Linked DNA regions of Homo sapiens: region 2 is linked to region 1. Evidence: chromatin loops called from intact Hi-C (ENCODE). Cell type or tissue: Caco-2. All regions are shown on one strand. Links, peaks and the distances in the headings refer to the core of each region. The heading gives the core; the rest is flanking DNA.

Region 1 (2,918 bases), core at 324-2,823:
TTTAAAAATGCTGTACACGCCTGTGATCCCAGCACTTTGGGAGGCCGAGGCAGGCAGATCACGAGGTCAAGAGATCGAGACCATCCTGGCCAACATGGTGAAACCCTGTCCCTACTAAAAATACAAAAATTAACCGGGCATGGTGGCACGCACCCCCAGCTACTCACTCGGGAGGCTGAGGCAGGAGAATCGCTTGAACCCAGGAGGCAGAGGTTGCAGTGAGCTGAGATTGCGCCACTGCACTCCAGCCTGGCCGACAGAGAGAGACTTCGTCTCTAAATACATACATAAATAATAATTTAAAAATGCTGTAAAAGACCACAGTTCTTCACCGCAAGAATTCGTGAAGTTTTGGATGATTTAGCAGCACATATTTAGGAAATGTAATACTCACCTGATGTTATCCAGGAAGGCCCCCCGGGCTCCTTTGCTGTATGCTTTTCTAGTTAAGGACCCACTCCTGTGGAATCCAAGGGCCATTCTTCCTATTTTTACTGTAACCAAACAGCATACTGAACTCTCATAGATATTTACTCACTCATTTTCTGAAGTACTAATTCCCTTTGTTGAAAATATTAAAGAATGTCTTGTCCTTTTAATTCCTCACTGCACTAACCCCTCCAAGAATATGGCTTATAAATACAACACTTCTTGGGGGATGCCAATATATAGTCCTTTCTGGGGCCGAGACCAACTACCTTGTAATTATCAATGACGGTTGTTCCACTGGGCAGAGAACATTATCTCCTCTTTGCATATAGCAGATAATTGTTATCAATGCTCAGGGCAATTATGTGCATGTGGAAAACCCACGTAAAGGTGTGTTTAGTGATAAGTGCGTGGTCTGTTTTTTTGGCAGGGGTTCTGAAACCCGTGATGTTAAGTGGGCATCACACGATACAACGAACAGGTGTGCATGCTGGAGTAGCTCAGCATTCTCAACTAGGGTTGTCCTCAGCAACCCACGAGAGTAGCATCACTTCTAACAGTCCTGAAGTTGCATTAGCCGGGCAACTATTAGCCGTTATTGCCACTGCTCACTAATCCCTCTAATGGAGTTCATCAGAAATAGAGCCCATGAAAATATTAGATAGTTCATAAATAATTTGGAACTGGCACTTAAATGTGTTATGCATTTTTTTTCCCCGGCCAACAGACCTTTCTACTTGCTTGCTTTAGGATTACGTAAAAAGGAGCCCGAATTCTACAAGTTAGGTTCCAATTGCAGTGTTGCTCATCCCCAACTCTTTTCCCACCTCCCGCTCCCTGTACCAACCCCACTGTCCAAGTTATCAGGGAATGTGATGAAGAAATGGCCACAAGAAGCTTCTGTAGGTCATTTTCCTACAGCCCAACATTCAGGTAGACCCAGGCTCAGCAACCAGGTTACAAAGAAGCCTTTGAAGGATGATCTTTCTGTGATTTATTATTTTCTAAGAAGCAAGTTGGTGTGGATCGATGTGGTCAGACTGCATCTAGCAGAAAAATTCCAGGAGGAAATTGGGTTCTCCCAGTCAAACAGAAACTTTTCATGTTGCCTCATTTCCGCCATCCCAAACCTCTGGATTGGTAAAACCCAGGAACTCAAACACATCTTACCTCCCAGTCAGTGCTGTAACGTCACAAATCACTAATCTCCAACCCTGTTTGCCAAAGTCAAACAACGCCTGGCCCCGACAAAGCCCTTCACAAACAAAGCCACACCTGGCCTGCAAGTTAGGATAAGTAGATTACTCTCTAGACACAGCTGAAAGTTTAAGCTGCCAAAACACTCTTTCCTCTTCCTGGAGGGTTTTTCTTTGCTCTAAGCCCCTCTTCCACCCAGGGAAGCCACCCTGCCTCCAGGGGCCATGGAATTCTCTGGAGAATTTAATTCTGTCAGGAAACAAGTCAACCTCTCCCCCATCACAAATGTGGAGGACAGGCTTGGCTGGAGTGGATTAGGTTAGGAGGGAAAGTGGTGAGGAAGTCCTGGCTTGAGGTCTTGGTGGATTAGGTCTATGATACCACTTTCTCCCACTGTGAATAAAGTTGGTATCCTAACCCCATTTCCAAAGAACTCAGGCATCTTCGAGTACCTTAACTCCAATCACTCTCTCTTGAATTATATGCTATTGTTGCCTGATATTTTAGTTCTGACTCCTTTTACCATCACAGTGTAAATATTTTTTGTTTTACAGAGACGTTTTAAAAATACTCATTTAAGATTACCTACCTATATACCAACTTTTCTAATCCTTGACATTCCTTATCTCCTCCTTCCTAAAGTAAGGTCTTTAGATATTCTTTTGAAGTTTTGTTGATAGTAAACTCCTCTGTTTTTGTGTATAAGAAAATATATTTCTTTCTCATTCTTAAAAAATTTCCTCATTGGGTGTTCTAGTTAAGACTTATTTTCTCCTACCACTTTGAAGATAACTACTGTCAGTTTATAAGTAAATAAGTACAACTGACCCTTGAACTTGAGAAGAGATGCTTAAACTCTTCATAATTAAACAAATGCAAGTGAAAATGAAAAGAAGATAACTACTATCTTCTGACTTCAGTGTGGCTGCTGAGAAATTAGCTGTCAGTCTAATTGCTGACCTCTTTTCTGGCTGCCTTCATAATATTGTGGTTGCTTTTGGTATTCTGTAGTATCATTTCAGTGTCTCTAGATGTGGAATATAGTTGACTCTCGGACAATGGTGGGCTTAGGGGTGCTGACCCCTCTGCATGGTTGAAAATCCATGTATGATTTCTAACTCCCCCAAAACTTAACTACTTAATAGCCTACTGTTGGCCAGAAGCCTTACCAATAAACAGTCAATGCATACTTATTTTGTATGTTATATGTATTATATGTTGTATTCTTACAATAAGGTGAGCCAGAGAAAAGAAAATGCTATTACAAAAATCATAAGGAAGAGAAAATATAT
Region 2 (2,918 bases), core at 166-2,665, 340 kb after region 1:
ATGAAAGTTTGCAATTTAGCTTTGGGTTACTTTTAACTTTCAGAACGAGATTATGAACTCTGTGTGCATGCGTGCACATGGGTGTGAATTTCATAAAAATTATATTTTCCAATTGTTGATGAAGTTCTCTTTCCCATTTCTGATTTTAGTTGAATGCCTGTTAATCTAATAGTAAAAGACTTTTGTTTCACAACCTCTGGGAATACCATGTAGTTGCAGAATATGAGATTTTAGAGACAGAAACTAACCTGGTGGAAATTCAAATTCATCTTTTATCTTTTAGATAAAAGCCTTTGAAATCCTTTTAGTGTGAAGTTATCAGCAGGCTTGATTCTCATATTACCTCATTACTAACCCAAGGAGTTTTCAAAATGCATAGAGAACAATGCTCTGTGGCTGAAACTAGGTTTTTATCACTACTCCAGTCCAGTGATAAGCCAAATGTGGCCCACCTAGTTCTACTTGGGAAATTCTGCCTGCTCACCCCGATAAACCTTTGGAGATCATGAGATCACAACACATATAGAAGGTTCTCATAAGTTGTGCACTGAAGAAACCTGTTCGAGTTTATTTGAGCATTTTCAAAACTTCTTAAACCACAGAACCTTTTTCCACATTAACATTTCATAACTCACCTAGGGTTTTTGTAAGATAAGAAGTGGAATAAATGCTTTTGAAGGATTGATGCTTCAGCACTGAGGTCTGTACTGCTGGAAGTGATGGCAGTGTTCTCCATATATTTTTGTTTCATGGATTGGACTGGGTGAAGTACAAGAAAAAATTCTTACTGCACTGATCTCCCTTCTACCCCCAGAATGGCAAAAAATCAGCTTATTAGGTACTAAGGTTTTGCATGTGTTCCTGAAAAATTATTTTTATCAGTTGTTGCGTCTACTGTCATTCAATGGAATACGCTCTCCATTATGTATAAGATATTTTGTTAAAGATAGAAAAGTATGAACAAAGAAGTAGTCATATCAAGTTCACCAATTGTTATTTTAAGGCTTACTTAAAACAGGATAATTCACTACTTGGGGGAAAAGGCTGATTTCCAAAACTGCAGCTATGTAGTGATTTACTCATTCCATAAGCCTATGATCTTATCTGCTCGGATTTACATTTGGAGCAGTAAAACCTCTGGCAGCTGCTCTTAGCTGTCTGCATGAAGAGGAGACAGGAGATAAGAACATTCCTGATTTTATTGCTTTCTAGAACATTTGAAGTTGGGGTGGGGGTGGGAAAGATGAACCTATTGTGACCATAAACGTCCATCGAGTCTGATACCAAAGAAGTAAACCAGTCCTCTTAGAAGATGTGGTAAATCTCCCAGGCCACTGGCCTCCATTTGTCAAAACCTGTTAAGGCTTAAAAAAGAGGAGAGCTGCTGCCTCTTCTTCAACAGAAAAGCAATCACTCCAATGTTAAGATAGTTTAGGGCTTTGGGATAATTATTGCCAGGTAGAAAACTTTCAACTATTCTTATTGTGAGCTCCCCAGATGACCTTACCCTACTCCCAAAGAGCTCCATAGGACCCTGGGCAACCTTGGAGCAAGCTTCAGCCCAATCCAACTAACAATTCCAGCCGGGATGCAGTGTGGGACAGCATTTAGGGGAGGGTGTTGCCACAGACTCTGCCCAGGCACACCTGCCAATAGCATCACCACTGGGAAAGTGGCAGCTCTTAGTACGACTTAATTGGAGACCATTTGGGATTCCTGTCAGGTGAGGGTCTCTAGGAAGACTGTTAAAACCCCTGAGTTTTGATGACTTCCAGGATGTGTTGAAGGGTCTGTATTAGCTCATTCTCAAGACCTAAAATTTTCTTACGCTTTCTTCTTTGGACATTAGTTCTTCAGTTAAAAGCTGCCAAAATCATGACAGAATCTGGTGGGGGAGAGGGGAGGAATTTGTATTGCCTAATAAATAATCTCATAGAAGGTCATAATTCCATATTAGCCACTAAATATCTGAAATGTATAAAGCATGCAAAGTTGGATCCAAGATGTGGATGAAAAACAGCTCGGTGACATTTCTTAAGAATTATTCATTTTCTTTTTTAATGTGAAAGTAGAGCAAGAACATTCTCCTAAATCCCAGACTTAGAGAGCTGAACATTGCCTGGAGGCCATAAAGAATTACATTGACAAAGCCATTTTTCTTTAGTTTTTAAATTACACATTAAAAGTTCCCCCAAAGAATTTTGGAAGAGATCTCAAGCTTTCAGATTCATTAGACATAGAGGGACCTCTGGAAACTCCCATCATGGTCTTCATCTGTTGTCCTAGGAAGACACTGAAATCATGCTAGGGAGAAACGAAGCTCCTCAATTTTGGAAAAATGTTCATTATTGTTTCAGTCTTCGTCTGTAATGCACCCTGGACCCAGCTATGCTCATTGGCACAAAGTTTTAAATTGTTCTGCTCTTGTGAATAGCTGCTTCCCCCCAACACACACACACACACACACACACACACACACACACACACACACACACACACACACCAGCCACTGCTGTAGTGTTTTATCTCCTTGAGGACTACTGTTACCTGCCTAACTCATTTTAACCCTGAGTTCTTTGAACCTCTTTGTCCTTTCATCTTCCTTAAAATTGCTATGACTTATACCTCTTAAATCATCCCCGCAAAACCACTCATCCCCTAAAAATAAAAATCAGTCCAGTGGCAAAATTTGTTGAAAGGCAAGGAGAAACCATTGTGTCTTGGTTTATGGGAATAATGCTGGGCAGAGAAATCAATATTCTTTGAAGGTTGTCCTCCTACCATGGCAAAGTGGAGCTCTCCAAAGAGGTCTTTGGGGTTGGACATAAACTCAAAGCAGTGCACATCTTATGTGCTATTAGCTCTTTTCTGGAATGATAATGCTGACACTCCTGTTATTTTCCTTTTAGGCAGGTTTG

What was found. Peaks named below come from ENCODE experiments on the same cell type or tissue, not always from the same donor. Only the 100,000 strongest peaks of a DNase experiment are listed, where the experiment ranks them.
Region 2: a loop joins it to region 1, with 7 times the contacts of the local background. A loop is called at or near these places in 1 of 110 quality-filtered maps.

The regions. Positions count from the first base shown.
Region 1 is chr2:149,123,584-149,126,501 of GRCh38, forward strand. All of the region lies in intron 1 of LYPD6B (LY6/PLAUR domain containing 6B), which reads left to right. Among named protein-coding and RNA genes, the nearest start is that of LYPD6B, 86 kb to the left of the region's middle. In Caco-2, for the core only: no CTCF peak of the experiment used is centred there; a DNase peak (open chromatin) is centred at 1,668; H3K4me3 peaks cover 176 bases.
Region 2 is chr2:149,465,686-149,468,603 of GRCh38, forward strand. The region is part of intron 3 of LYPD6 (LY6/PLAUR domain containing 6); the gene reads left to right. Among named protein-coding and RNA genes, the nearest start is that of MMADHC-DT, 120 kb to the right of the region's middle. In Caco-2, for the core only: no CTCF peak of the experiment used is centred there; DNase peaks (open chromatin) are centred at 456 and 1,166.